Linked DNA regions of Mus musculus: region 2 is linked to region 1. Evidence: chromatin loops called from intact Hi-C (ENCODE). Cell type or tissue: left cerebral cortex. All regions are shown on one strand. Each heading gives the region's core, and the rest is flanking DNA. Links, peaks and the distances in the headings are about the cores only.

Region 1 (15,751 bases), core at 4,993-12,992:
GCATCAAGGATCCACAAGTGTCTGCCATTCATGGATCCCATGGGAGATTTAAGATGGTTTGTTCCTCATCTCAAAAGAAAGGTTCAGGAAAGATGTACTTGGTAGACCAGAGGCAGCATTTTTCTTCTAAGTGTTAAATATAAATTTTTGCAGATGAACTCAGAAATCAAGCTGAGAGAAGCCTCAGTGAACTAGATCCTTCAGAACAGTAAAAGGTTGCACATGCCTTCTATTTGATGGTGAATATTTGATGTACGTATGTAAAAGTCAAGCTGGACAAAGGCGTTTATCAGATCCCGTTGTCCTCTTCAGTCTGACAATTCACTGAATCAGTGAGTTACAACCAAAGACTGTTCCATAACAGCTAATGTTGGATCACTTAGAACTTCTCTCTTGTTAAAAAAAAAATGGCTTGTCAAAGGTCTTTGAGGGGATTGTGGAACAAAAAAGAACAAAGCCCAGTAAAGATGCTGCTGCCAGCATTCCTGCTCCATCAAATTGGTTATTTTTCTCCAGAGTAAACTTTTTCACCCCCCAGTCAGCAGCAAAAGAGCAACTACTTTGCCAGGAAGATACCCCATTTAGGAAAACTCTCAGAATAGTTTCTTTCTGAAAGAGAGAACTGAGTCAAATAACTTTTTCTAGGCTCTAGTAGGTACCGTGGGTCTTGTTTTCTCAGCTTTACTCTGGGATACAGAAATCTTTAAGATAGTTTGTATGTGGTAAAATGTTCAAAGGACACTGGAAATAAAGGGAAAATTGTACACATTCTGACAAGCAAAATTTATCATTGATTTTAAAGGCAAGCAAGGTGAAGCAAAAATGAAGAAGGAGAAGGAGAGGAAAGAGGAAGAAGAGAAGGAGGAAGAAGAGGAGGAGAATGAGAAAAAAGGAAGAGGAGAAGGAGGAGGAAGACGAGGAGCAGGAGCAGGAGCAGGAGGAGGGATTACTAGCTCAGGCAGCAAACTGCTCTCTGGAGTCTAGAAGCTCTAACTATACTTATTAAATGTGCCATGACTTTGACTGCAAAGATGTTTCTCTGAGTATTAGATGCAGGAAATTATTAGAATTATCAAAGGTAATACTGTGAAACAAGCAATTCTAAAATTGTCTCTCTCTTCTTTCTTCCAAGAACTGGTTTTCATTCCATGTGTGCTACCCTTATTAGGCACCATAGTTTTTTATCTGGACTGATTCTAAGAGTCTGGATTTGGTGGCACACTGCCTTTAGCCTCAACACTTGGGAGGGATAGGTGGACAGATGTGAGTTCAATGCCACCCTAATCTACATAGAAAATTCCAATCGAGCCACAGCTACACAGCAAGACCTTATCTCAAAAACAAGAAAGCTTCTTAATTATATTTTACATTTATTTTATTTTTGAGACTGTTATATGAACACTATATTCACATCATTTCCTCTCCTTCCTTTCTCCATATTAACCCTTCCCATGTCCCCCACTACTACGCAAATTCATGACCTCTACTTATTTAAAAGTATGTGGGGCATGTACATGTGTGTGTGAGTGTGTATGTGAGTGTGTATGTGGGAGGTTGTGTGTGTGAGAGGGTGTGTGTGTGTGCCTGAGAGAGAGAGAGAGACAGGGAGGGAGCGAGGGGAGGGAGGAAGAGAGAGAGAGAGAGAGAGAGACTCAGATGTATATGCATTTGGGCTCACTACTTTGTGTTGGATAACCTATATGGTAGAGGGCAGGAAGAGCTCTTGTTCCTGGAGATGACTGATTCTCAGTGATCTGAAAGTCATTCACAGTAGCTAGAAAGATCTTTCACAGATGTTATATTATCCAACCTGATTTCCTTGAGTGGTCCTTTCATTAGCAAACATGCTCAACTGTACCTGTAATTCAACCTTTTAAGAACTGAGACAGAAGAATTTCAATTTTGAGGTCAGCCTAGGCTACTCTGTCTAAACAAACAAACAAACAAGCAAAATCTTATATTTTTAGAAAGTTTCCTGTTATGCTTGGAGAAGTGATGGCTGGTGTTTGTAATCCCATGCAGTGCCTTTATGCAGGCTCTGCACAGTGGTCTGTGCACTCTGCCCTCTGTGCACCAGGTTCCTTCTCTGTGCCAAGTCCAGCCTTCCTGTCTGGTGTTCTCTCAGTCAAAAATTCTCTCTAATCTAATTCTATGCACTATTCATGATGACTTTTGATTTTTTTCCAGAATAAGTCAATTACTAATATTTTATGTTCTTCGGAGAACACATACTCATTTGAATAATTATTGAGAGAGTTGGGGAGATGGTGGAGTTGATAAAGTACTTGCAGTGCAAGCATGAGGACACGCATTGTAGCTTTAGCATTCACCTACAAAGCTGGTTGTGGTGGCAAGAGCTTATAACCCCAGTGCTGTGTAAGCAATGACAGTATAATTTCCCAGGGTTCATTTGTCTGCCAGCCCAGTCAGTTGAGTTCTAGGTACTGGTAAGAGATCCTATCTCAAAATTAATGAAGATGGCTCTTGACAAACCAACACTTAAGGTTGACCAGGAGTGTGTGCTCAAGTATGCATTCTTGCCTGCATATACACATATACATACACACTTTTTCAAACACACACACTGACACACACATACACACACAGCACATATGCACATATAATCACACACTCACATGCATACTCACACACACATACATGCATTCACTCATTCACACACACACACACACACACACACACACACACACACACATTTTTAAAGTCACTAAGATTTGCTTAAAGTCTATTGGTTTTGCTGGATATAGTCCCAAGAATTACTCAGCACTATACATGATCACTATCTAACAGTTCTTGTTATGTCTGGTGCCCTCTGTAAATATTCTGTGTGGCTTTACGCAATGTAGTCAGGAAGAGAGGAGATCCACACTTCCACAGAATCACAAGTTGGCTGTGTGGTCTTTGGAGGGTTTTTCTACTTTTCTAGACTTTCATCCATAATTGAAACTTTAAGTTTCTCTGGGAATAAACTTCCTTTTATTCGCTGTTAGTAACCCTGTTCCGTCTGTTTTCTAGAAGAGACTATTTGTCACTAAAATTATGTCTTAAATATTTGCTGTGATTCACCAGTTGAACAATTTGCACCTGGTCTTTCCATATGGAAAAGCTTTGAACTATGAGCTAAATCCTCCTAATAGTTTTAGGGATTATCTCAGTTGGGGTTCAAGAGCAGAATAGAATCAGTAGGGAATCTGCATTCAGAGATTTACTGCAATGACTTGTTTTATGGGACTTAGAAAGCAGGGTGGCCATATCTGAAATCAACAAGGCTAGAGAGCAGGAAGACCTTCTCCAAGGAAGCTTCACTTCTGCTCTTAAAGCCGTCAACTGGTTGACTTGGACCAACCCAGATTATCCAGGATTTTCTCCCTTACTTCTGATCAATTTATTACATATTTAATCACATTTACCCTCATAGAAACATGTAAATTAGTATTAGAACTTGCGGTAATACTGTCAGTGGAAATAGCAAAAGAATATCTTAGGTTTGTATTTCTTTTTTGTTCAATTTTTCTAATTGTGTTTTCAAGGAATCTGTACTTTCATCATTATAGAATTTATTTTTATGAAGTTGTGTATAGGTGCTCATTATCCTTTTGAGTAATGATGTCATTTATAAACTATCTTCACTGTTAGTATATATATATATAATGACGGCTCCATTTGTATATAAGGTACTCAGGCTGCAAGTAATGAATTTTCTCCATTTTTATTTTGTACAGTTATATAGTGAATTTTAGACCTTTTCATCCCATCTGTTTCCAACTGTCACTCATCTTAATGACTCTTCTCTTCACTTTTTGTGTGGCCCACTTAATTTAGAGTCAGAGGGAAGTCAAAAACACTGTCAATAAATTTCTAATGTTCTTTTTTACTAGTTTTTTTTTTTTTTTAGTTAGTTAGGGTTTCCATTGGTGTAAAGAGACACCATGATCAAGGCAACTCTTATAAGGACAATATTTAATTGGGGCTGGCTTACAGGTTCAGGGGTTTAGTCAGTTCTCTCATGTCTTTGTTTCAAAAGGTCATTAGGCCTAACTTCTTATGCTTATGTTCTGCTCCTGTAACCAGACTATTTAGCACACCAAATCCCCTACTTAGAACTCCTTTGCCCATGAACTGTAAAAGTCTCGTCTTCCTTATATCTGATGCTGACCTCTGGAACCCTACCTTAGAAGGAGGCAGCTCAAGTACATAAATAAAAAGCTTGCTTTAATTAATTGCTTGTTTTAATTAATTTGGATGTGGTAATTTGGGTCAATTGCCTTTTTCCTCTCATCATTGGGATTAGCACTAGCCTGAGCCCTTTTGCTCTAGACTCAGACACACTGGGATATACTAGACGTTTCCTGAGCTTCGGACAGTCCAGTTTCTCTGAACAGAGATGGCAAGCTTGCTCATTACATAGAAAATTCTAGTTTAGTCACTGATGCAGGACTAGTATTTCTCAAACTTTCTAGTAAAAGAGCAATGAAAGAAGAAACACAGCCCAAGGATCTGAAGCGGTCTGTTGTGACTCTTGAAACCCAAAGTACCTCTGGGTATAGGAAAAGCAGTAAAAACCTGACAGAGCAGGCTGTCAGAGCAGGCTGCTGGGTGTACAAGGTTGAAGGTAATTTCATTTCCTGGACATTTAGCCCCTTTTCCTCACTTCATCTTGTACTCTCTGCCAGCAAGCTCATTGCTGACTCAGGAAGGATTAGAATCACTTGCAGAAACCATTTTAAAGAATATAAAAAAATTAAGTAAAATTTCACGACATGCTTGGGTGACATCAATGAAAGAATATCTTTCTATAGTTCTTTGTTTAGTGAGGTTGCATTATGTTACAATCTTTCTTAGCTTATACCATCTCACAACCCTCTAGGATCTATTCTTAGTATATCAGCAGTTTGAATTTGTGGAGACATGGCACATTGACTGGGGATGCCTCAGGTAATTTCTCTGGGGATTTTTTTTTCTTTTTTTTTTTTTTTTGGCATGTGAGGACACACACACACAGAGGTGGCCCTTGGAGCCTCCCTTTCTTTCTCTAACACTTTCCCTCTCTTCTTTTACCCATAAGTCTTTCTCAAATTCTCATTATTTTGAAAATAATAATGCTTATTACACTTTTTGTTATAAAATTAGTCTTTGCTAAAATTTGAGCATAGATTCCTTGAGTATTTATGGTCTGTGTGATCTGCTCCTTTACCTGCTTTGGTCAGATTTTCCCAGGTAAGTCTACTAGGTAGACATCCTACCTCACAGGTATAGGGCTACATGGAAGAAAGGACCTCGAGGATGAAAAAGACCTGTAGGACCAAGAAAAAGTCAGTGTTGAAAAAGAAGGCTCTGCTCTTCCTGCTTAGATGCACAGGATTGGATGTAAATTCCTTTTCATAAAGCAGTCCTGAAGAAGGTAGAGGGGTACAATGCCAGTTTGTGGGCTGAAGCTAAGGGCACAGCAGTGTTTCAGCAGGTGAAGGGGTTAATTCGGGTCTGGAGATCAGGAGGGTTCCTGGAAGAACCACACACCTTATTCCTGATGGGAGCCTTCTTACCTCATCCCCACAGCGGCCAAGCATCAGTATGCCTGCCTTCCTCATTGTTTCTCTACTCAGCAAGTCACATAGGTCTCTTTTTAAGTCATGAGCTTCCCTTGAGCCTCCATGAGGTCTAAGCCATCACTACATATTCCCCACTCTAAAATCTGACCTCTAATTGAGGTTCTCGATGTTCTTTGGATAAACAATCCTAATTCCATTTGACTTCTCCCTATATCAGTTCTAAAGATGCTGTGTGCAGTACGATGGGCCAGTTACTCAGAATATAGAACAGCCTTATAAGCCCTAGGAAAAAGCTGCAATTCCAGAAGCCCTGCCCAGAAACTTCCTTCTTATCTGTTCATAGCCACAAAACCCACCAAAAAATCCAACTACACTTGAAGAAAACTCAGTGATCTTACAGCCTTCTGCTCCACCCATCACCCATAGACACAGAATCATCTCAAGGGAAAAGTAAATGTAATGAGCCAAAAACAAGTCCAGCTGGAATTTCAAGTAAAGGGGGATTATGACTAGCATTCTCAAGAACTGGAGAGTTATCAGGAAATGCAGGGGAAACCCCTTGGCTTCCTTTGTAGACTAAGCCCAAGATTAAAGGACCTTAAGGGTCCTTTAGATTAAAGGGAGGCAGTAGCTGCTTCCTTGACCATACTTCCAGACCCTGTGGTTATCTGAAGTCACACACAACACAGAATTTGCTCTGCCTCCACAGAGTTGCAAATTTTTGAAGGAAAGGATATATAGTAGCTGGGAGAAACTTAAATTAAAGAGAAATTTTCTTTTTCTAGAGTTCTTTTCATCACAATGTCACATCTTTGATGAAGGCAACAAGATCTGTATCTACTTACTTCTTTAGACTCTCACAAACTGCAACAAAATGCACCTGTCCTCCAAACACAGAATTTATTATGACTTACATTATTCTCCTGAGTCTGAAAAAAAAAATCCCTGAGTAGTCATGTCTCTACTTTCTTACAGGGAATAGAGAAAAGTCACAGAGGGACAAAAGGGCCTAGGAGAAGGAAGGTCATGAGTAGAAAATTCTCAGAATGAGTCTGGAAGAAAGCAGGGGCAAAGCAAGGGTGAGATGAAGACCCTGCTCAAACCAGCGAGAACCATTTGTCCTCTTATCCTTGGAGCATGAGGTATTTCTGCCAAGTGCCAAACTGCACCTCTTTGACAAGTTCCTGGCCTTTTCTAACAAGAACTGACCACATAAGTGAGGTGAGGAGTTGAGGCTGCAGGCTTGGATGAACATAAAATGTGTCCTGCAAGTCTGTGCAAGGCCCTGTTTTGCCATTCTGAGAACAGAACTGTGGCCATGAAGTCCATTCTGGCAGAGGGTGCGAGGGTGCGAGTGTGTGTGTGTGTGTGTGTGTGTGTGTGTGTGTGTGTGTGTGTGTGCGTGCGTGCGATCTGTTCAGCTGCTATTTACTCTAAGAAATGCTTTACACTGAAACAATTGTTGCGGACTTCTGGAGATTTTATTCTCATGGGTTATATCTATTAATGTTTTTCCATTAAAATTTCAAACTAGAAAATTTTGATCACATTAGACACACAGAAAGAACAGCTGTCAATCACAGTTTTTACTTTGTATAGCATAAATAGAATTAAGCTAAAATAGAGTAGTAGGTAAGTAGCTCCACTAGCTGTTTGATAGCAAAGGCACCTCTAGCACCACCAGGTGGTAACTTCTGGTATGGCAAGATTAGAGCCATCTGATATGTTTAAAAAGGAGCACAAGACTAATAGAGGCACACATGATGACAAGATTAACATTCTTAACTATGAGAGGTTGCATAAGTTTTCTTCTGGACCCTTGGTAAGGGGAAGGAAAAGACAAAGTATCCATCCATAGAAGTTGCTGGAGAACTAAAGCCTGTAGTAGCTTAAGTGGAAAGGTCTAGCCATAGGAAACCCTAAAACAATAAAGAATCCCCTCTACCACGTCCTTGCAGATCATGTTTTCTTAGCTTCTTTCATGGCCTCTGCATCCCCAGACTTTACCCAAATTGATCAAATTCATGTTATATTTCAACTCAACCTAAGCATCAGTAACTACCTCTACTCCCACCTACACTGTCCTGGACTGGGTATCTAGTCTCTAGTATATGTTCAGTGACGGTAAATGAACTTCACTTGATTCTAGAGGTCAAAGATGCCTGTGTTAACATAGATAATGTTTTCATCATGTGTACCTAAAGTGCATGAAAGATCTAGTTTCCTAGCTTTACAATCTCTGAAGACAGTTTATTAGTGATGGATGAACATTTCACCAAATCCTTTCTTCTTGTCTCCTACCAGACAGCAAAGAGAATCTGCCTCTACCCACACTCCCTCCCCCAACTTCTTCAGAGAAAGAGACATGAGACAAGTGCAAAATTTAGAGTCCTTCCCAGAGCATGCTGCAACCTTTCTATGGCTCTGCAAGCCCTTCAGGCATACTAGAGCCCCCTCACCCAGCCTGGGCTCTGACACATTGGATAATTATTAGAAATAAGGAAAATGAAGGCCTAAGTCACAGCATGATTCCCTCAGACGTGAGCCAGAGCTTTATATAGCCCCATCCCCCTCTGCATCATTGCATTGTCCTGATGGTCTCAACCTGGATAGCAAATGCTTAGAGAGTAGGGATGTTTAATCCTGACTCTTAACCAGCTCAAAATGTCATTCATTAACACACACAAGCCCCCCCCCCCCCAGAAGAAATAGCTCAGATTTTAAAGTAAGCAGATATAGGTTAAATGAAGAAATTTGTAAATATGTCTAGATGAAAAAACAAATAGTCTGCATAATCAAAAGAGGTCAAAAAGAGAGAAAGTGTGTGTGTGTGTGTGTGTGTGTGTGTGTGTGTGTGTGTGTGTGTGTGTTTTCTACATCCAGCAAACAAAATGTTAGAAGCAAAACAAATACAGTTGTCATCAGAATTCTACTTCGATGAGGATTGGTAATTAATTTTTAATTGTGTGGTATGCTGCATAATAAATACATCCCAAAAATGTCCCACCCTAATCCCTGGAACTTTTGAACATGTTACCATTACATTTCAGTTAAAGGTTCTGAGATTTGAACACTGAGTGCATTTGACTACATAAATGGGATCATGCAGTATATGTTTTACCAAAATCCACACAGATTTGGAGATAACAGAATATTCTTCTTCCAAAGGCTGAATGGTATTCTGTTGTGTATAGTTATCACATTTCTCAAATCCACTCATCTAACAGTAGCCATTTAGGCTGATTCCTGATCTGTTGTTGTTGTTGTTGTTCCTGCTGCTGTTATCTACTTACTTTATTTACATCCTGATCCACCTTTCCCTCCTTCTTCTCTTCCCAGTTTCTCCCTCTTGCTGCCCCCCTCCTCCCTCCACGCACTTCTTCCTTTTTCAAAAGAGAAGTGATCTGCTGTGGATATCAACCAGCCTTGGCATATCAAATTACAGTAAGACTAAGCATCTTTTTCTACTGAGGATAGATGAGGCAGCCCAGTTAGGGAAAGTGATCCAAAGGCAGACAATATAGTCAGAGTCAGCCCCTGCTCCTGCTGTTAGGAGTCCCATATAAAACCAAGCTGCACAACTGTTAAATGTGTATAGAAGTCTAGGTCATATGTATGCTATCTGGTTAGCCATTCACACTCCATGAGCCTCTATGGGCCCAGTTTATTGATTCTGTAGGTTTTCTTGTTGTGTCCTTGACCTCTCTGGCTCCTTCAATCCTTCCTCCCCCTCTTCCATAGACATCTCCAAGCTCCATTTTAATGTTTGGCTGTGGGTCTTTGCATGTGTTTTCATTAGTTGCTGGGTGAAGCTTCTCTGATGATAGTTATGTTAGACTCCTGTTTGCAAGTATAGTAGAATATCATTTACAGTGTCCAGATGGGCTCCTTCCCATGGCATGGGTTTCAAGCTTGGCCAGCCATTAGTTGGCCCTTCCCATAACTTCTGCTTCACTTTTTACCCCTGCACATTTTTTAGGCAGGGCAACGTGTGAGTGTAAGGTTTTGTGGCTGTATTGGTGTCCCAATCCTTCCACTGGAAGTCTTGCCTGGTACAGGAGATGACTGGTTTATAACCCCCATTGCTAGCTAGGGTTACCATCATAGATTCCTGTAAGTTTCCATTGTCATAGGTTTCCCTAGGAAATCGCCCTCTCCCAATCCAGTTGTTTCTCCAAGTACTCTCTCCCTACTTCCTCCCCCGACTTCATCTCTCCCATTACAATTAAACAGGTGAGAGAAATGAACAAAACTGTTTACAACCTGAAAACGGAAATGAAAGCACTGAAGAAAGCACAAACTGTTTCTACATCTTAGCTACTGTTTGATAGGTAGAGCGAGTGGCTATTATCTGAACCTGTGCTGCCATCTGGTGGCCATTAAGAAAACAACATTTGGGGCTGGAGAGATAGCTCAACTGTTCAGAGTGTGTACTGCTCTTCCAGAGGAAACCTATTTGATTCTCAAGATGACGTCAGATTTTTCCGAGGGATCTGAAGCTTCTTGTTTCTGTAGGCAGCTTCGTGTATGTGCATCTACCTACACAGAGACATGCACATACATAATATAGAAATGAAAGTAAATGTTTCAGCCTCCTCTAATTTTATGGTGGACTTATGAAGTAAACGTAATCCAGAAAATAGTAAGAACCATTTGAAGTCATCTAAACACATCTCCAGATGCTAATACTCCAATACTAAACACAGTGAGGAAAACGTATCCTGTTACTCATCTTCCTTCCACACACAAAGATTTTCTTTTCTCCTCTGTGCTGAGCTTCCAGCAATTATTCCAAATACACTGAATAATCTTCCCTCCATGTCTGCTCCCTGTCTTAAGGGACATGGTGCAGTCAGCTTGTGCCCTTCGCTGGACTCACAGAGCACAGCAACATGAGCTTAGCAGAAAACCTTGGAAAGTGGCCTAAGGCAGATTGTGAGTCATGGCAGGGAAGGGAAGGACTCCCCCCTTGAAGAATGATTCCATTTACCCACCAAAGCCTCCTTCACATAGCCCTTACCTAGGTGCTTCCCTTTCAGGTCCTAGTAACAGTTTCTCCCTTGTTCTTGGAGCTCTTAGTAGATGGGAAAATGTGTGTTTGTTGTAAGAAGTAGAAATTTATGGTAAGGAAAATTGAGCTCCTAGGTAGGGGAGACATTGGAAGTTCCTTTCTGTTTGGGACTCTGGAGCAGATGAAGCTCTTTCCAAGACAGATCCATGGTGACTGTAGATTCCAAGGTTCAGAGTGCTGCCTTGCCTTGTTGTTGTTAGCCTGATACAAATATCTTAATGATAACTTCTGGCGCTTAGAGAAGACCCATGCCCACCTGGAATCAGCTGTCACTCTTTAGACAATTCATTTAATTCTTATCTCATCTTCCATATCTATCCTCAAAGAATCATTAAAACATCTCAAATTTGAGGCCCCAAGTTGGCAATAAAGAGGCTAAAAAAAGTCCCTCCTCTGGAGCAAGGGCTCTGTGTGAGAAAGGAGATGCTTTGCGAGGGTATGCTGGGTAGCCTAGAGAAAGCATCTCTTAACCATAGCAGGAGGTGAGGGGGAAGAGAGGGGAATTCTGCATGAAAAACAGATTTTTAAACTATAAAGAGGGTGTAAAAATAGATACCATTTAGTTGAAAGGGCAAAGAGGAAGGCTGTTTCAGTTAGAGAGAATGACTCAAAGCTGTTTAAATGTTTGATTGATGCTATGATTTTACTATTGAGAGTAGCATGCTAGGTTAGGCACTGGGCACTGGGGAATCAAAGATAAAAAAAAAGTGAATTAGTTCTCTAGACCATCAAGTGATGGAAATAGATTGAGAATTCTCTAACTGCAATATGGTGATTAAAAAAAAATATCTCAGAGTGCACCAGGCCTTATAGTCCAGACCAGGACACTATGCCCAGCAAGTTTAAAGCTATCCTAAGTAACTTAATACCCTCTCACAAAACAAAAAAGAGAGCTGGGAGTACAACTCAGCAGTAGAACACTGACCTACCCTGTGTGAAGCCCAAGGTTTAATCTCTATTACAATATAGATAATAGATAGATAGATAGATAGATAGATAGATAGATAGATAGATAGATGATAGATCCAAATGATCAGGCTGGTTGCTTTAACTAGCAGCTTGGATCAGATAAATGTTTAAGGTAACTTGTTTATGAACTTCAAGTTAGGGATGGAAGAAGCTGAACATGTCTGGCAGAAAATAAAGTGTAGTTTCCAAAAAAACAATCCAGTAAATTTTGGGAACTGCAAGTAGTCTAATCCCAGGAATGATAAGAAAAGTAGAAAACTAGTCTGAATCTTTGGGCCATATTAATAAGGCTTGAATCATCAAGTTTTGTAGTAATATTAAGCATTCATTTTATTAGAAATCCATCATAACCATATAACAAAGCATAAAATTGGGGTAAGGAGGCAAGGAGATCTATGACAATGATGCTGGGTCAAACATAGTCCAACAGGTAATAGGACTGACTAAGGTAGATGTATACTTCACAAACACTGGTCAAGAGCCTGTGACTTAAGAAATGTCTGGAAAATCCTAAGGGCACAGGTGCTATGGACGGAGCCAGCATGCTGCATTAGACCAATAAAAACTGATACAGCAGTTTTATTGGATAAGGTATTGTTTGGAGTTTGGGGCTCACAATAAAGAACATGTTAGGAAAGACCAGGTAGAAGAATTCTGATTTTGTTGAATCAGTTTGAGAGGATGAGAGAGGAAAGAGTACATGTGTGGGACTTCTTTGGCTTTGTTGCAGTGAGATACAGAATGAGATGAACTGCAAGAGTATGAGGGGCAAAGAGACTGGAAGTGGGAAGTCTTCTCAGAGAAGGATGATCTCAGAAAGAATAGAAGACAAGGCTAGAGAAGCAGGACCCTATCCAGGTCATGGGGCACAGAAGAGAAAGGGCTGGGAAAAAAAAGCCACAGCAGCCTCAAATATCATAGTGAAATCAAACGATAAATACAGTACAAGCGCTACAGAGGTATCATAGACCTTCCTTCCCCCTTCCTCCATACAATGAGCATAAAACATCACTAACAGTAATTGAAGAAAGAAAGACAGACACACGCAGCTGTTGTGCAGGCAAACACAGCTCACAGAGGATCCCACAAGTCACATATGAGTCACGGGGAAAGGAAAACTGGTGATAGCTTTGATTAAACTCGTGTCCAAGAGGTCCTCTGAGGGTGTGAGGATGAGGTGGTCTGATCCAACAGAAGAAGCTAGAGAAGAACCTGTTAAATGCCTGTAGGGGAGGGAGACAGAGGGAGAGGAGAGGGAGAGAGGGGGAGAAGAGAGAGAGAGAGAGAGAGAGAGAGAGAGAGAGAGAGAGAGAGAGAGAGAGAGAGAAGAAGAAGAAGAAGAAGAAGAAGAAGAAGAAGAAGAAGAAGAAGAAGAAGAAGAAGAAGAAGAAGCAGCAGCAGCAGCAGCAGCAGCAGCCGAAGCCTTTGCTAGTGTTAAAAATTCCAGGGCTGGAGACATGGTTCAAAGGTTAAAAGCACTGTCTGCTTTTCCAGAGGTCCTGAGCTCAATTCTCAACAATGTATCACATAACCATCTATAGTGCAATCGGGTGCCCTCTACTGGCCTGCAGACATGCACACAGGCAGAATGCTGTATACAAATAAATAAATCTAAAATCTAAAACCAACCAACCAAACAAACAAACAAATACCCTCCAGTTAAGCAATAGAAGGGAAGGGGGCCCCTAAAGGGAACAATCTATTTCTTGCTCTTAGTGCTGGGACTCCAAGTGGCTTTAACGTGTGTGGGCCTGTGCATGCTGCCACATGTGTCTTTGTGAGTTTATGGGCATATCATTCCTATCTATCTGGAAGAGACTTTTTCCTTGGAGTCATCACAAGCTCTGCTTTTTATTCATGGATTCAAGGGAAGCTGAGTTGGGGCTGGTAGCGTGGCCTGTTCCAGGAAGATTGGGGCCGGGGGTGTGGGGTGTGGGGCAGCAAAGCTACACGCAACACATCTGTATCATACTTCCTTCTCCCAAGGCTCAGTGAATATTACAGAAGAGGTGCAGGAAGAGTAGAAAAGAGGGGGAGGACTAGAAAAATAACATCTTCAGGACATAGCAGGGCTGTTGCACTCATTAATTCAATAAGCTATGGCTTTGTGTACAACACCTGTACAAGATCAAGTCAGTTGATGTCTCCGCACAATGAGGGGAAGTTCATAAGCCCCACCCCTAGATGAGGAGATTTGGTCAGTTGGGGTGAAGGACATGGAAGAGGGATCCAGGGGGACTTGGAAAGAGCATCCCAAGAGAACATGATCAGAATATATTGTATACATGTATGAAATTCTCAAAGAATAAAGTAAAATGTAAACAGAAAGACTTAGTTGTAAAACTCTAAAAGGTAGTCCTAGTTATCATTGCCAATTATTGTAATCTTCATGGCCTTCTGGTACACACAGTGGAACCATGGAATGCTATGGGGCATGGGGGGGGGTGAGTGTCTTATGCACACCCATATACATGAATTCAGAGTCGACAGCAGGATGTCAATGTCCTCCTTCATCCTCCTTGGCCCTTTTGCCTTGAAGCATGCTCTCTCACTGAACCAGAAGTTCACCATTTCTGAGTCAACAAAAATCTCAGGATCTACCCGCCTCTCTCTTCTGGGGTTATGGGAACAGCCTAAGGATTCAATCTTCCATCTTCATACTTTGTAAAACAAGCACTTTTACTGAGACATCTCTCCCAGCCATCTTAGCTTTCATCGCTAAATTACTATTGTTTATTAATGACATTTATATGAACTGTCCTTACTCAAACCAGAAATTATGTTTTAAGATTAACATTGAAATACTGAATCTTGCTGGGAACATCACCAAGATATTTAGCTGGAAGACAGAAAATGATAACGTGGAGAAAGGTTCAAGGAAAATATAGAACTGAAAAGGTGCACTTCAGGGCAAAGTCGGAAATGAGAAGCAAATAGAAATGGAGACACGGAACTGGGGAAATAGATCAACTGGTAGAGTGTCCATTTTACAAGCATGAGGAGGACCTGAATTCAGTACTCAGAATCAATGTTTTATAAAAAAAAAAAAAAAAAAAAAAAAAAAGAAAGAAAGAAAAATGGCCTAGGTGGCACAGTGGCACAATGGCACAATGGGAATGGTAATCCCATTGCTAGGAAAAGTGATACTGATAGATCCGTGGGGTTTGTTTGCTGCTAGAATGCCATGTCTAAAAGAAAGAAAGAAAGAAAGAAAGAAAGAAAGAAAGAAAGAAAGAAAGAAAGAAAGGAGGGAGGGAGGGAGGGAGGGAGGGAGGGAGGGAGGGAGGGAGGGAGGGAGGGAGGGAGGGAGGGAGGGAGGGAGGGAGGGAGGGGGGGGAGGAAGGGGAGGGAGGGAGGGAGGGAGGGAGGGAGGGAGGAAGGAAGGAAGGAGCGAGCCTGGAGAGATGGCCCAGTGGTTAAGAGCACCGACTGCTCTTCGGAAGGTCCTGAGTTCAAATCCCAGCAACCACATGGTAGCTTACAACCATCCATAATGAGATCTGATGCCCTCTTCTGGTGCATCTAAAGACAGCAACAGTGTACTTAGATATAATAATAAATAAATCAAGAAAGAAAGGAAGAAAGGAAGGAGGGGAGGGATAGAAGGGGAGTGAACAGAATGAGAGAGTACAGAGGATAGGATTGGAGGGAAAGGGAGGAGAGGGGAAGGCCTGGACAGGCATACGCATTCACACAAAACTAAACATACCTGTGTAAGTACACAACCATAAAATGCACATATAAAACATACATGGAAGGGAGGGAGGGAGGGAGGGAGGGAGGGAGGGAGGGAGGGAGGGAGGGAGGGAGGGAGGGAGGGAGAGACAGAAAGAGATCCAGAAGAACCCAGGGAGCACACTGGGAGTAAATATACAGAATACTCACTGACTTCTTTTGATGTTTCTCTGACCTTTACAACCCTGAAAACAGTGAAGCTATCCAATGGTTAGCGTGTAGGTAATAAGACTAGGAACTCAATGTAACTTACATGTTATCTTAAACAAGTATATCACTAGGGATGATGTGTTAAGGATGTAAAGGATGAAAGCAGGATTTGAACCTAGGAATCTGGCAGGATTTGAACCTAGGAATCTGACACCAAGGTCCCACCTAGCTCTTAACCAAGTCTCGGCTAGACTTTGGC
Region 2 (15,751 bases), core at 4,255-12,254, 870 kb before region 1:
TCTCCCACAAAGATACAGCCTTTGAAATAAGGGCAAACATCAGAGCAGGAGGAGACGGGGCTTTCTGGCACAGGACCACTGCCCACCTTACTAGCTATTTTTTCCTGGCCGGAACTCCCTTTTCTCTTAGCATCTTGTGAGTGAGTGTGTCTGTTCTTCCCCAGCTCACCCAGAAGCTGAGGAGCAGAGTCGGGGTGAATACACCAACAGGAATCGCTGCTGTGTTTACTGGGCAGTAGCAGAAGGGCACCTGTTTGACCTTTGTGTCTGATCCGTGAGCTTATGTGGCCTGGGGCTTAGTAGTTAGCCTCCAAACATCCCTACCCTGATATAGTAACACAATATTTACTTTGGATGAGACTGTGAAGAAGTACCTGTTGCATGATGAAGTCTGAGTGGTTGCTTGTTTTCCTGCTTATCTTGCTTATAATCTGACTTTAGTTTTATGTGGGAGAGGCAACAGACACAGGATAGATGGGCAAATGCTATTTATATAGTGCTTTGAGGTGTAGGAACACTTTCCCATCCATTTTCCAGCTGAATGCCCACAAGACCTCAGGAGGCTCACCCACCTCCCTGTAGTTCTACAGATCCATAGACTTTGAACTCGTGCTATGTCCTTTCTCAGTATTTGTCCTGGTGAACCTTCAGTTACGAAGATCAGCAGATATCTCTGTACTTGCTACTGTGCTCTTAAATTGTATCCCTAGCCTAGCACACAATTGTTATTTTCAGAGAAAATTATTTTTTTGTTTTGTTTTGTTTTGTTTTATTAGTGAGAAAATGAAGCATAATTTTATGGGTAAGAAACCAAGAGTCCTAGAAGCTAAATAATTTGCCCAAGGTAACCTAATATCAGATGTCAGCATTGGGAATCTAGCTCCTAGCTTAGAAAGTCAGAGGTAGACTGCCTAGACAGGCTGCCGTTAGTTAGGAAGGCATTTGTTCCCTGGCAAAGAACTATGGGTCTCTGAAAGGAGAACAGAGTATTTTATGTTATCCCCACCACTGAGGCATCTTGGGAGTTTCAACAGCATCTAGCATATTGTCTCATAAGTGTGTGCTTAGGCTTCCATCCACTCAAGCCCTGTCTTTACCCAAGGCCTAAGGACAGGGGTTGTATGTTCTTCCCATGCATGTCTTTCAGGTCCACAAAATGCCTGGCAGTCTGATGCTACTTCCTTTGTTCTTGAAGACTGAGAGATAACCACTCAGCCCATGAGCCTGCCAACAGCAGCTACATGTGCTCTTTGTATGTGATGTAACTTGGTAGAAGAGGTATTGTTGGTGTTTGGATATTATCCACAGTTCTATGGACCATTGGTTCCCAAATAGTGAACCTGAGGGAGACCTGAGAGACAGTTCTACCACATCCACTCAGTGTGGTGGGTTTGTAGAATTCATCTCATCAGCTTCTTCCTTGTCCTTATAAGGTTACACTGGTCATGGGAGGCAGAGTGACTTCCCAAGCCCAGATTATTGTCTCACCTGACAGTCTGGTTCCTGGAGGCCTGCAGAACCAGCTAGGGAGACCAAAGTACTCATTCTCCAGCCACCAGAGGAGTCTATCAAGACTGGGTCACAAAAATTAGCTGTCAGATATATTATTGCTATATTGTGACCAGGACTGTTTGTGCCTAGTACTGTCTTCTAGATCAGCAAAGTCCAGAAGTATTGATGCTCATGTCTTACCTGTCAGGCCCCTCTAGTAGATGATTTGCTACTCTCTGGCCTCTAGAACCAAGGATGTCACATAAAGCTTCAGATTATGTGAGTGACAATACCATTCACAAGTTTATCACATCATTACTTGTTGGTTGTGTTTCTGTCATTATTGTTAGCTTATATTTTCATAGTACTCTATGGTTCACCAAGTACATTGCTATATGTGAAGTCATATGATTAGATAGTATATGATAATCATTCATTTTGTTGATAAAAATTGAGGTTCAAAGGAGGAATAAACGATGTTCAGTGTTGTAATGTTGACAGGGTAGAGCTGAGACTCAAGGGTAGGTTTCTCTCTTTCCTATTTAATTTTATTTAGCCGCATTTACTCCATTAAACTGTTTCAACTTTAAAGATGAGTAGCTCCAAACTGGTCCTCATGTTTTGTTCTCCTGACAGAATCCATTCAGTATCCTGAATCCTGGTTCCCAATGAGAAACAGCACCTTGGTAACTGAGGCACAAAGTACTTTTGAGTCTGGTACTTTGGAGACAAGGTCCATCTGTAGTCTCAGGGGTGAATATAGGAAGGATGTTCATGGAAGGTCCAAAGAAGGGAAGGAGCTTGAAGACATGGCAACAAAAGGTTTTAGGGCACTGGTTATGTCCCACAAAGGGCACCTACGGAATGACATTTTTCGACTCCACAAACTTTCTGCTCAAGTAAATGAGCTTTTGTGTCCAAGAGTCCCAAGGTTGGTATGAGGTAGCAGAGGTCTGAGAAGTTAGCTTACGCATCAAGCACAGGCTGCAGAGTGTCTAGGCAGGCTGATACTTCTCTCTAGCCAACTTGATCTCAGCTAGTTCAAGTACAGTAGCCGACTTAACTTCATTTCTCCTTTCTTTCATTCTGTTCCACTTCCTTCTTACTGCAAATATTTACTCAGCTTCTACTATGTTCCAAGTATCTCCTGGAATTTATTAATACATCATAAATCTAAAACTGTCAGACCTATTTGGTATCTGAAGTTTAGTCCAGGGTCTAAGCTCTGTCTGTAACAGAAGACCATGATCACTAGGACGTTACAGTGTATGTTAGGAACTGACAGACAACCAGAAAGCTCATCCAAAGGGATTTCACAGAACAACCTCAGAATAGTAGTGATTAAACCATCAAATTGGAGACCCATTTTCTCTTCACTTAAGGTAGCTGTCTCAAGTGTGTGTGCGTGTGTGTGTGTGTGTGTGTCCGGGGGGGAGGTACGATGGGGGAGAGGATTCAACAGACAGAAATCAATCAGGTTTTAATCTTTCCGTAAGACTTCCTCAAGTCTTCCTGGCACTCAGTGGGTTGAATGGACTCCTTTGAACACTACAAGGTTCCACTTACTCACCATTAGACTCCCTCAATCCTGATGTGGTCAATGAGGTAGGCACTTAAGATAGTACCAGTGGAAAAGACATGTTACGGCTAGAACACCTGTCCTGACTTCTTACAACAATCTCTGGATAAGAAGAGATATCCTGGATACCTGATAGACTCCAGGTGATCTGAGAAATCTAATAATAGCTCAGGCAGGGCCTGACATCACCTAATTTACCTAGGAATTCAAACACCCAGTGTTTGCCAAGCATCCCTAGGTGACCAAGGCAACATGCTGAGGAGAAGTGACTTCAGTCACAATTTCCAATTGAATCAGACTGAGTCAAGGTCAGAACCTGCTGTGCCACAGCCACACTGGCCCTGTGGGCCCTCCTCCCTCTTTGACAATGACTCCAAGCTCTCATTCTTCCACTGGTTCTTTCTTCATCCAAGAACTATTTGCTGAATGCTATGAGCTGTGTCTGGCCTTGAGGATACTGTGATGAATAAGCTGAGGCACCTGTTCTTATGGAAGCTGGGGTCAGACTTTCAGAAGGTCTCCTTGGAGTTTTAATGATGGAAGTAACATCATTAAACATGTGGAAGTAACAACCCTGAGCTGGGCAGACTCTGAATTCCTCAAGGAAAGCCGGCAAGCACAGAGCATGACAGTCATTTCTCTAAGTTTTACTCTGTAGCAGGAGTAGCTGGGGTCTGTCTGCGCAGGTTTCCTAAACACAGTCCTTGGTAGGAACCTGAAAATCACATTAAGAAAGCAAGGCTATCCCTAAGGGGCAGCTACATCTGGGCAGTTTCAGGGATGGTCATGCGACAGAATTTAGAGGGTGCAGGGAGCATAAAGGTAGATGGTTCTTAGAAGATGTTAAGTTATTACGAAGTTGGGTACTTTTGGGGGAATTTGATTTTTATTTTCCTTTGGGAATAGCATGGAAGTTATTAAAGTTCTAAGTAGCTCAGACTCTTCATCTTTTAGAAAGATGGGAAGAATCTGTAGAAAATAGGGAATGGGGCTGGAAGGAAGAAATCCATGTGTATCATTAGATGTGAAGGTGGTGGACAAGGAGAAGGCAAGATGGCTCCTAACCAATGTTGGGATCATTTATTGATAGTGTTGAGGCAACTTTCAGGGAGGCACTGGTAGTATTGTACACAACGATTGCTGTGAGCAGTTTGCTCTAACCACAGCATGCCTTTTCTAATGTCATTCTTTTAACTGCCTACCATATTGACCATATTAGAATTGAGGAAGCCTGGGGGTGTGGCATGAAGTTGGAGCCTTTCAGTGCTTAACAGCATGCCCACTCAACCCAGCTGAGAGTCAGTGGAATGGGTGATGTCATGAGAGGGTAGGGTAAAGGATGGGGATCTGGGAGGAGAGAGTAGATAGTCACATGGTAGCAAGGGGAAGCAGTAGGAAGACATTAAAGGTAGCAAGAGGATTTGTGAATACTGAGGCAAGTGCTTGCAGGAGTGTGTGTGTGTGTGTGTGTGTGTGTGTGTGTGTGTGTGTGTGTGCAAACCTAGAACAGAGTCAGTTCTAAGATAAATCTGCTGCATTTTGATGGAAAGGATTGCCACAAAGGCAGCAGGAAATTCTTGGTCATTTCATCATTAACACAGAGCCTTCAGGCATCTGTGAAATTGTCCAGATGCCTGAAACATGACTCAGCCACACTCTGCTTGTGCTTCAGAGGCAGAAGCATGGCTGATCAGGCCACTGAAGTCTTGGCATGGCAGGACAGGTTTAGCCTTGAGCTGGAGTGAGCATGGTGGGCGTGTAGCATCCAACGTCAAGGAAAAGAGGTGAAGAAAGAGCAGCTCCAACTGCAATTATAAGTCCCGGTGCTAGAATCTATGGGTATTTTTCTGTGTCAAGCAAAAGTTACTTTGGTTCACTGTTTGAAATCAACATTCTTCATTACTTGAAATAGGACAGAGCATAATGGAAATGCTATGTGTCCCTCATATTCCATCTGTTTTTTTCTAGCCTTCTTCCTTCTTCTTTTCCTTTCTTTCTTCCCTCTTTCTCTTCCTCCCCTTTACTGAGTCTGCATTGTGTTCTGGAGCTAGGCTTCAGATGTACAAAGTCAAATTAAATATCTTTAACTTTTGGAGTGTAAGCATAGTCAATTGAGCTTTGAGGTCTCCAAGGGGAAGATGATTTTACATGGGTTGACATCTAGAGCTAACTTTTCTCACTACTGGAGCCAATACTTTAACTAAATCAATAATAAGCCCCTGGTATTATCTGGCCACGACTTGACATACAAAGAGTTGAAACCAGTATTCTTAGTCCCCATTTGGAGCTCAGGGCCAGGCTATGCGAGGTATCCTGACAGTGGTACCAACCCTGCTTTTCTTGGTCCTCCCACCTCACCCTCAAGGCTTTCTTTCTGCAGCATGGTTGCCCTCAGCAGGTGTTCTCAGAGTATGGCTGTATTTTAGCTCTGTATTCTGGGTACTCAACAGAAGGGCAACACACTAGAGGTCAGATAGGCAGGGAGAGGGGTCTGAGACTCAGAGACATGATGGTGGGGTAACAACTCCATCCTTGTATGTCCAGTGACAAGCATGTTGCCTGGTGCTAAAAGAAACTCAAGACAAAAATGAAGTAGAATCCAAAATGGTGGGAACTTTTCTAACATTTTTGGTCTGTATAGCATCTCTACGGTAACTTAAATATTAAGTGAAGAAAATTACTAACAAATCAACTAATCAAATAAATAAAGCAAGATTAGAAAATACATGTACAGAAAAATAAATAAATAAATAAATAAATAAATAAATAAATAAATAAATTTTTGTCATTCCACTCAGAAATAATTGCTGTTGGCATGTTGCTGTAGCTCCATATAGTACAAATGTATTTATATACTATATTAACTTATCTAAAGCCTAAAATAAATATAGCCAGTGTACTACTTACATATTATAACTCCCTGTATATACCACTTGTCTAATTCACTTTGCCTGGGTTTTGTTCCCTACCCAGTCTGCTCCTGTTACAGGTCTGTGGGAACTCCGTTGGGATGTTGACTATTAGGATTCCTAGTGGATGATGGTGGATCGAGAGTATCATCTTGCCTCCTCAGTGTCTACCCAAGTCCTGGGATTTCTGTGGGTTCTCAGTGTGAGTTGAGACAATTATATATATTTTAAAGCTATCTTTGCCAGAAGAGTTCCTCTAGCAGTGGCAAATAAGGACAGATAGCTTTGTGCAATTGTGAGAGTCAGCTGAGCTCCCCAGAGGAAGTGTCACCCGCTGGACAGTAGAGCCTTTGCAGCTGCCTTGGAGTGCTTGGCCCTGTGCAGCTGGCCCCTCCCCACTGCACCTGAGCATGCCACTTCATCCCCAGCTGGAAAAACAAGATGCCTCAGTGCATGAGCTCCTGGGAGCCTCACTGGCTATTTTTACTCTTTCCCAGTGCCTACCCAATATATTTATTTATTCTCCAAGAGAAGGGATCCTCCTTTCTCCAGTTACTCATTCTAGAGGATCCTGGAGCATTCCTGCCTCAGGCTCCAGCTGTGAAAATGTTCCTCATGATGGAGATATCATCACAGCTGACTATGAGCATCTGAAAGATCAAGGGCCAGCTCAGACATTGCCAGTCTGAGCTGGAGTGGCTCAGTCCCAGAAATAGGGTTTTCTCAGAAAGCACTCACGCATACACCTTGTCTCCAAGTAACCATGACTCAGCCTCGACTGTTCCTGCTTTTGCCTATGTCTTAAGTATTCTATTATTGGAGACATCAGTGTCTAAGAAGGAAGAACATGGAGTTTGCAGATTCATAGCAGAAGTTCTAGAAGCTTTCCACCAGCACACCCTTTAGTTGTAGGAAGAGGAAAGCTGTTAGTGTTTTTTAGCTTCCAGAGGTAATCCACACCCTTGGGCCTATGGACCCTTCCTCCATTTTTAAAATGCCTCATGCCAACACCAGCTTCCCTGGTCATATCTTCTTTCTCTGACTCTTATCCTTTTGCCTGCTTCTTAGAGGAGCCCTCATGATGACATTAGGCCTACCTCTGTAATCCAAGAAGGTTTTCCCATCTCAAGACTCTTAACGTTAGTCAAACACGCCAAGTCTGTCTTGCTGTGTAAGGTAAAACATTCACAAGTCTGGGGGTAGGTATCACTGGCTACCAGAGATTACACCAAGGGAATCAGGAGTACTGAAAACAGCACAAACAAGCCAGACTCTGGTGGCGCATGCCTTTAATCCCAGAACTTGGAAGTCAGAGTCTGGTGGATCTCTTTGAGTTCAAGGCTTGCCTGGTCTACAGAGTGAGTTCCAGGACCACTGTAGCTTCACAGAGAAACCCTGTCCAAAAAAGATGTGTGTGTGTGTGTGTGTGTGAGAGAGAGAGAGAGAGAGAGAGAGAGAGAGAGAGAGAGAGAGATCTTTAAATGTTAAATCCTGGATCAGCATGTGGAGTGTGAGAATAAAACTACTCCAAGCCCTACTCCCTAGGATCAGATTCCAGGGCAGGATTGGCAGAGAGGAACAGAGGAAGGGAAGCCACAGGACAGGGTTTCAAGGACAGCCCTCTGGATCTGCCCAGGAATGGAAGTGTTCATATGATGTGATGGGGCTGTCTAGTTTTGTTCACCATCAAAGTCTGAGGTCTTTTTGCAACCTCATCCTCAGATGTCCAGATTGCACTTCTACTTCTTCCAGAAGTTTTCCTATAGGAAGATTTATGCGTCAGGCCCATATCTGAATCTCATTGATGTTGTCAGTGTCTGTGAGTAAGATGCAGTGATAAGTCAGGTTTGAGCAAGGCTGAACTTCTGGGCTACAGAAGAGGTATCACAGTGGTGCTGCCCCAGGAAGGCTCCTTGGGTCCTGCCAGATAGCCCCTCCCTGGTGATGTCTGACAATCCTTTTCATACAGAGACTTCATTCGTAGTTATTGAGGAGAGTAGAGGTAACAATGACTTTTCAAGAAGTGTGATTCAGGCCACGATTCACCAGAGTTATTACAATTTTCACTCCAACTCCAGCTATTCAATTTTCATGACAATAGCCATGCTTAGTAAGCAAATTCTAGACATTAGTCCTAGATTTCCTGTGAATCCCACTTTGCCTCCCTTCCCAGCATGTTCAAGTCTCTTACATATAAGGAAAATTATTTTCATAAACCTATGTACTTCCTACAATATACCTAAAATTACATCTATATTGCTTTAAATAACATGTAGAGTGTAAATGCTGTATATATCATGCTGAATTGATTCAGGAATGGTGATTCAAAGGAAATGTCTCTACACATTCTATGCAAATATACCCTTTTCCCCAGATATGTCTAAACTTCAGTTATAGAACCTACATATTTAGAGGATGGCCATGTATATAGTGACTCTTGTTAGGAAAAAAAAATCACACAAAGAAATTAAATTCATCTAACGGGCAGAGTGCTGTGATGGAGAGAAGGTTGATGAGGGTTTGAAGTCCAACTCCATCTCTAACTTTGTGTGAGTCAGTAGAAGTCTCTTTCTATCTCCCAGTTTCAGTTTTCTTGTCTAAAAGGGAGGTATTTGATCTAAACCAATGATTGTCTGTCCTGATTTGCATTAGAACCACCCAGTGACCTCTTGGAGAATGCTGTGGCCTCTAGGGTTGTCAGCATTCTACCTAGATATTCTATCATTCCACAAATTGTATGGAAGTTGCTAAAAGAAACTTTAGTCCAGATTTTTTTTTGAGGTATCTGTCCTCTTTTCCAAATGGCAAGTCCAACCTGATGAAGACATGAAAATTGAGCCTCTACTGCTTACAAAGCAACAAATTAGATCTAGCAGAGATTTCTAAACTCAAAGGCCTTACCTGTGTGAGCACATGTGCAGATTGTACATCCAAATAATTGTAAGCAGATGGGCATTGTTCCACTTATTCTTCATCATGCTCATGTATTACACAAATGATTCCTTTAGCATCTATTGAGATTCTTTTTCTAGAAATTTGAGTCATGTTCTACATTCCTTTTATGTTTCTCAGCAAGAGAGGTTGGTTCTGGCTGAGATCTAGCAACCGGAACAGCATATCTGCTTCCCTGCCAGTAGTCTCTAAGCCCAAACTCTATCCTGTGTTATGAACTTCAGAGGTAGAATGGTGTCAGGTATCACTTTTAAAAATATTTATCAAGTATTTCATATATATGCTAGGCATTATTCTAAGGGGTTTATGAATGTTAGTCACTCTATAAATGACACTGAGAGATAAATGCTATCTATTTCTTCATTTTGAAAATGAGGATAATGAGGGTTAAAATAATTTGTTCAAGGTAACAATGTTGCTAAGTGAGGAGCTGAAATTCAAACATGGAACTTGTCTTAGGAGTTAATGCCTCCTGCTACTGCTCCATGGGCAAGCTGTCTGTGAAATGGTCATCTGGCTTTAATTCTTCAAATGGAGTACACAGAGAATGTTCCATTACAATTTTAGTTGAAAATTTAATAGTAAAACCCCTTACATAAATAGGATGAGGAAAGAGTTACAAAGAGTCAATGCAAAACACAGATCACTAAAACTAATACATAGTAAAAATTAAAGGGAAGAAAATAGTAAAATATTTGAGAATGGGATTACAAGTGACATTATTTTCATGAGAATGGTCTTTGTATACCCTCATTCACCAATGACACACAAATACTTTTAATCTTTTGTTATCAGAGAACACATGTGACATCAGAACTGTTGTGTTATATGCTAGGCATTATTCCAAGAGCTTAATGATGATTGGCTCAATCTGCAAATGGCCCTTTGAGATAAGCATTCCTTCTTCATCTCATATAGTTTTAGGATACAATTATAGATGAAATGGGATCTATAGTGATTTTGTTATCTTTACTTCTGAAATTCCATAGCTTTTCATACATTTTTGTTTTTAATTTGATACTTAAAAACATAAAGATTATGTGCATTGATGGGTGTCATTTGGCACATCAGCACATTGATGCAGATTCTTTTTACAGTTTCATTGTGTGTTCACGGGCCGAGCTCTGCTCTGAGATCTTTATCCGTATTGCCTTACCTAGGGAGCTAGGGATGGTTATTAGTCCGATTTTACAGAGACAATTAAGCAAGTTGCTTGAGAATGCTTGGGTGGAGAGAGCAAAGCTGGAAACTGGTCCTGGAATGTGGGTTAAGACTGTGCATGGTGTTTCCCACTACAGCCCATCCACCCAGGAATGGACCCCAGACACTGCTGCTCTCCCCATCTCCAGTTCTTTCCCTGTACCTTTCATTATGAACTGTTTACTTACTGACAGCTCTCCCAGCTCAAACAATGTTGGTGACTTCCCAGGGGATTTAATCTACCCAGGGAGCATTCTTTGTAGGGAAAATACGTTTTGTCTTCCATCATAGGTGCATAAAAGCTTCTTGAACAATCCCTCAACCCCCTTCCCCAGCATTGGAAGAAAAGTCTCTACCTTAGATCATCTATAGAAAAGAATCTCTCGGCCTTCCCCTTTGGGATGGTTGTTATAGCTGAAGTTCCACTTCTGGCAACTTCAGCTGAATTCTCTCCTCTCACTTTACCCTCTATATACACATGGTCCCTCTACATTTGGCCAGCCAGAGGTCTACTCTTTAGGACCATATGTAGAAATAGGGCCTTCAATGATTTCTGCCTACTTGGAGGAATTTATCAATGTCAAATGTTCATGGATTTTTTTTGGCATGTCAAATTCAGACAAGAAGAGAATCCCAACCACCTCTATCATCTTCATTAGACCTACCTGAAATAGCATCAATAGAATATCCAGCATTCTTGGTCAAGGTTATGGCACCATCTAAGAATGAAAAGAGCCACATTAGTTCATTGGCTTGGGCAGGGTTTTATTTTGGGTTCTTGTCCATATTATAAAAGGGCCATTTAATTTCCTCTACTTTCTATTCTGAAGAAGAAACAGATGTTATCTTTACCCTCTGAGCTCTAGAATTGAACTGGCTCATCTCAGGAAATAGGGACCATAGCAGAGCTGCTTAGGAGACTGACAGACAAGAACTGTATGTAATGTGCAATGTTCTATCACCATCCTACAGGCTTGCAATTCTCAGAGGCTTTTCTGTGCATTAATACCTCAGATGCTTATAGAGGGAGGAATTAGATCTTTGGGATGTAAAGGGAGGGAGTCATACATACCCCTCATGAAAGATGTTATCAGTATCCCACACATGGGGATCTCAGGTCAGAGCAGAACTGTATAAAAGGCAGGCGGTTCTCATAGCACCTCAATCCATTACTCGCTGAGTGATCTACTCCAGTGCCTGAGGCAGGTAGAACATCTCCCAGACCAGAGAGACTCTGATGCTAGTTTTCTGGGCAGAAAGGGGCTCTGGTTGGAACTGAGGGTAATCTTGAAGATGAACAAGGGGAAAAGAGGGTTAGGAGGGAAGGGTTTCTCTGCAAGTGAAAGGTAATGGAAGATTGTACTAGTATCTTTTTGACTTTACAGTGAATTTATTTGGAAGGAAGAAGTGCTTATACAGGGATCATTTGTACTTTTTATTCTCGAAATAAATTTAAGAGATTGGGTTTTCAAACTTCTAACTATTTTAGAGATAAGATACTGTAAATTCATAGTTCAGTCTTCAAAGCAACATTTGAGCTGTTGACCTTATATTTTTTTGTATTATTTTTCACTTTTATCCAGTTCCTTTGGAGATGTCCTGTCAGCAGAGCCAGCAACAGTGCCAGCCCCCTCCCAAATGCAAGACCCCAAAGTGCCCTCCAACCTCTTCCTGCTGTAGCCTGGGTTCTGGGGGCTGCTGTGGTTCCAGCTCCGGGGGCTGCTGCAGCTCTGGATGTGGTGGCTGCTGTCTGAGCCACCACAAGCCCCGATTCTCTCTCCGTCGCCGACGTCACAGCTCTGGATGCTGTAGCAGCGGTGGCAGCAGTTGCTGTGGCAGCAGCGGTGGCAGCAGTTGCTGTGGCAGCAGCGGTGGCAGCAGCGGTGGCAGCAGCGGTGGCAGCAGCGGTGGCAGCAGTTGCTGTGGCAGCAGCGGTGGCAGCAGCGGTGGCAGCAGTTGCTGTGGCAGCAGCAGCGGTGGCAGCAGTTGCTGTGGCAGCAGCAGTGGTGGCAGTAGCGGTGGCAGTAGCGGTGGCAGCAGCTGCTGTGGTAGCAGTGGGGGCAGCAGTGGTGGCAGCAGCAGTGGCAGCAACAGCCATCAGCAGTCTGGGGGCTCTAGCTGCTGCTCTGGAGGTTGCTGCTGACCTGGCCACGAAGAACATGGAAAGCAGCATTGACTGAAGACCTGCAAGCCTAGGGTCTCCTCTTCTCTGGTTTTCCCGCAGAAGTACTTAGAACTCTCTGTACGTCCTCTTCATCTCCCTAAAGCTCATCTACCACGAGGTCTTCAGGTCCCAGCTCTGAGATGCATTGGCTTTGCTTTTTTTCTCTGACACAACTAATTGAGAATGAGATATTGAAAAATTAGCTTTGAAAAATCTTTTTCTGGGCAATAATAAAGCTTTTGATTCCTGACACCATGGCCTCCCAATGTACTTTTGTTTCCCTCTTCCAATTCCCTCCCTCCACACCAAGTCATAGTCCCTTTCGTTATCTAAATCACACATTTTGACACTGAATCCACTTAAAACTTAGTACTCTGAGGCCTGTGCCCCTTATACCAACTTGCACAGGGGGGACAAGGCATAGGTTAGGACAAGCAGTACCCAGAAAAGCTCCATGATGGGACGGTGACACTCAAAAGGGACCCATGATTTGAAAAAGTTTATCTCTTAATCATGGAGAAAAAGATTATCTGGAGTGCACATTGTGGGCTCTCATGAGTAGACACACTGTTGTCTGATTATCGCCAGCTGGCCAGGCAGGGAAGCTGAGTGCAGAGCATTTCTAGAGAAGTAAGCTGAGGAGACAGCTGTGAAATGTTGGGAGTCCACTATTCTTGGAACCTTAGAATTTTAGGTTTGGGTTTGAATAGAGAATAAAGAAACCATCTCAGCCAAAAATTACCCCCGCCTGGTGGTAGTGGTGGTGGTGCATGTGTGCATGCCTGTGTATGTGTGTGTGTGTGTGTGTGTGTGTGTGTGTGTGTGTGTGTGTGTGTGATGGAGTCAAGGGTACTTAAGTCACTGAGTTTGGATGTTCATGTAATATTCCTTTAGGGTTGGGATGGCTTCCTCAGGAGATACTAAAAATATTTATGATAGAATAGATAACTGCAAGTCTGCCTTTCTATACAAGATAAGCAGTTAGCTCCTCGGTTGATAAGAGTTAACAGTGATGCATAAAGTTGGGGTAAGGAGTCCATACAGTGAGTATCTACTTGATCTCTCCATAATGATTCCTATCACCCTGGTTTTCTTCACCTTTTGCATAATTTTCCAGAGGAGAACCCACATCTAACTTAGTACTTCATTACTTCCTTCTCTTTTCTAACATTGATCTCTCTTCTTGGAATGTCTTACCTCTTCTTGCCAGGTGCTCTGGTTCAGTAAGCAACCTGTTAATCAGGCTCTAAAGCCATGGTAAATGAAATGGGTATCTTCTATGACTTGTCTTTCCTTGTCTGTTTCCTCATGCCACACCCAGCAATGCACCCCAAAACCTATCTCACTCTTAATCCCTGAATTCTTAATCTTAGATTCTCTTATGTCTCATACTCATGGTTGGTGTGACCAGGTAGTTCCAATGATTGAATCAGAGGCAGTTGACCTCCAAAGTTTCCTCCAGTTTTATAAATCAGCTAATCGAAACGCAACAATTACTATGGGAACTTTCAGGCCGTTCCCCCTTTTATTTTCCTCCTTTTTCTTCTTTGCTCTTTTATTTTATCCTTTTCATTTTGTTTTGTTTTATTTTGTCTTTTTCCTATTTGTCAGTAGTTCTAGGGACAATCTATCCTTAAGGAGATGATATCAGAAACAGGAGCTCCATAGGCTAACCAGCTTACTATTTTCCAATAGGCCTATACTCCTCAACCATTTTTGTCTGCGATCCATCAGGGTTACATAATGGGAATATGGTCAAGTGACTTCTTTTGGTCTTATTGGTCCCTTAACCTTGCCTGGGCTATTCTTCCTGTTAATGGTGACAGGAAGAAACCACCGTTGTGATTTCCATCCCCACCATCATCTTCCTTCAGTGCTCTCTAGAAGCATCTGGATAAAAGCCAGAGGGTTCATCACATAGCCTGCAGCCTGCTATGAAAGACAAGAACCAAGGGCCATAGAGATGCAAATAAGACAATAAATGATAAGGAGATAGCTATACATGAATAAGTGTGAGAAAGTAGAACAGTGCAGGTGTTCTCCTCCCCTCCTGCTGTGTGTGTGTATACAGTGTTTAAGAGAGAACCCCGGACCTCTCCTCATTTGACCCCCCCCCCCCAGGCCTTCTCTAAGCACATACAGCCCTCCCAGCTATGAACAGTATCCGGTTTGAAAAGTAAACACACCACAGCAATCCTGGCACCTCTGTGAAGTGACTTGGTTGTCCACGTGCACCACCTACAGTGCTATCTGAGTGATGAATGCTTCTGGGATGTAAGTGTCAGCTGAGCATGTCTGTTGAGAAATGGGCTCCTCCCAAGGACCTGGACTTGTTGGAATCTTATAAAAGCTTCTCTGGCCATACACTGTTCAGTCTTCTGCCTAGCAGGTGTCAAGTTCCAGTTGGAGAACTGAGTGAGTCTTCCTGTGGAGCCAAGGTCTAGTAAGTATCTAAGCGGGGTGTCTGGGGGAGGAAGCTGGGGAGAATGGAAGACAGAAAGGAGGAAGTAGGATGCAGCCAGAATGTAGCTGTTGGAATCTGGCTTCCAGTGAGCCAGCCTTTTGTGTTGCCTATGAAGATGCAAAGGCTTGGCATGGCGCTGACCTTTGAAAGGTTTTCCAGACTGTAAAGAGCTTTGAGTAACCCGGGTCTTTAGGTTCCCTGGTTAAGTTATTCCTATTCTCTGCCTTTTCCTTATAATGTGAAGGACAGGCAAGAAAGAAGGTGCAGAGCACGCTTTTGTGTTTTCGAATTCTCTATACCCAAGACAGAGGGACACAGGTAATACTTGTGTGTTTTCTGACCGATGTGATGCTTATACGATATTAACTGAGATTACCACTTGAAAGAGCTGCGTGGTCAAAGTACAGTTAGGAAAAGGCTGAAGCCAAGAGATTTTTGATTGAGTCATATAGATAAATTGCAGCCGTATGCTCTTTATTTTCCATCATGGAGCTCTTGGATGGTCCTAATGTCAGTCAGGGAGACTGCACTGATCCTTTTCAAATTCTGTTTCCTGCTTTGTGCCTCCACCACTGGAAGCTCCTGTTTGAGTTTGTTTCTTTGTTTCCCTTCTTTTTCTTTCTTTCTTTTATTCCTCTTGTCCCAAAGCCAGACAGACTTTTCTCTAAGGCAAATACTTAAAGTTCTGTGTTCCACTATAGGGAAGAAAAGGCGGGGTTTTAAAAAAGATTGTCTTTCTTTCAGATTCATCTTGACAAACGCCGAGATGTCTCAACAGGGCGCCAAAGGCTTTTCCAAAGGGTCTTCCCAGAGTTCCGCCCCCTGCCCCGCCCCGACTCCTGCCCCCGCGTCCTCCTCCTCCTCTTGCTGTGGCGGAGGCTGCTGCAGGGGCTGCGGGGGCGGCTGCGGTGGTGACTCTGGCTGCTGCGGCTCCAGTTCCACCGGCTGCTGCTGCTTTCCCAGGAGACGCCGCCGACAGCGCTCTGGCGGCT

Evidence for each region. Hi-C counts contacts between places; a loop is a spot of excess contacts. Peaks named below come from ENCODE experiments on the same cell type or tissue, not always from the same donor. Only the 100,000 strongest peaks of a DNase experiment are listed, where the experiment ranks them.
Region 2: a loop joins it to region 1, with 3 times the contacts of the local background. A loop is called at or near these places in 5 of 42 quality-filtered maps.

The regions. Positions count from the first base shown.
Region 1 is chr3:92,145,017-92,160,767 of GRCm38, reverse strand. No RefSeq gene overlaps it. Among named protein-coding and RNA genes, the nearest start is that of Lelp1, 10 kb to the right of the region's middle. In left cerebral cortex, for the core only: CTCF peaks have their summits at 7,256 and 9,938 (motif pointing left); DNase peaks (open chromatin) are centred at 7,254, 9,260 and 9,946.
Region 2 is chr3:93,014,603-93,030,353 of GRCm38, reverse strand. Lce1m (late cornified envelope 1M) reads left to right here and starts at 11,293. Exons shown (of 2, transcript NM_001355725.1): 1 at 11,293-11,333; 2 at 11,715-12,547. The coding sequence starts at 11,726. The coding sequence ends at 12,274. Crct1 (cysteine-rich C-terminal 1) reads left to right here and starts at 14,668. Exons shown (of 2, transcript NM_028798.3): 1 at 14,668-14,738; 2 at 15,504-15,751. The coding sequence starts at 15,526. In left cerebral cortex, for the core only: no CTCF peak of the experiment used is centred there; DNase peaks (open chromatin) are centred at 4,305, 4,763, 6,718 and 8,957; H3K27ac peaks cover 692 bases.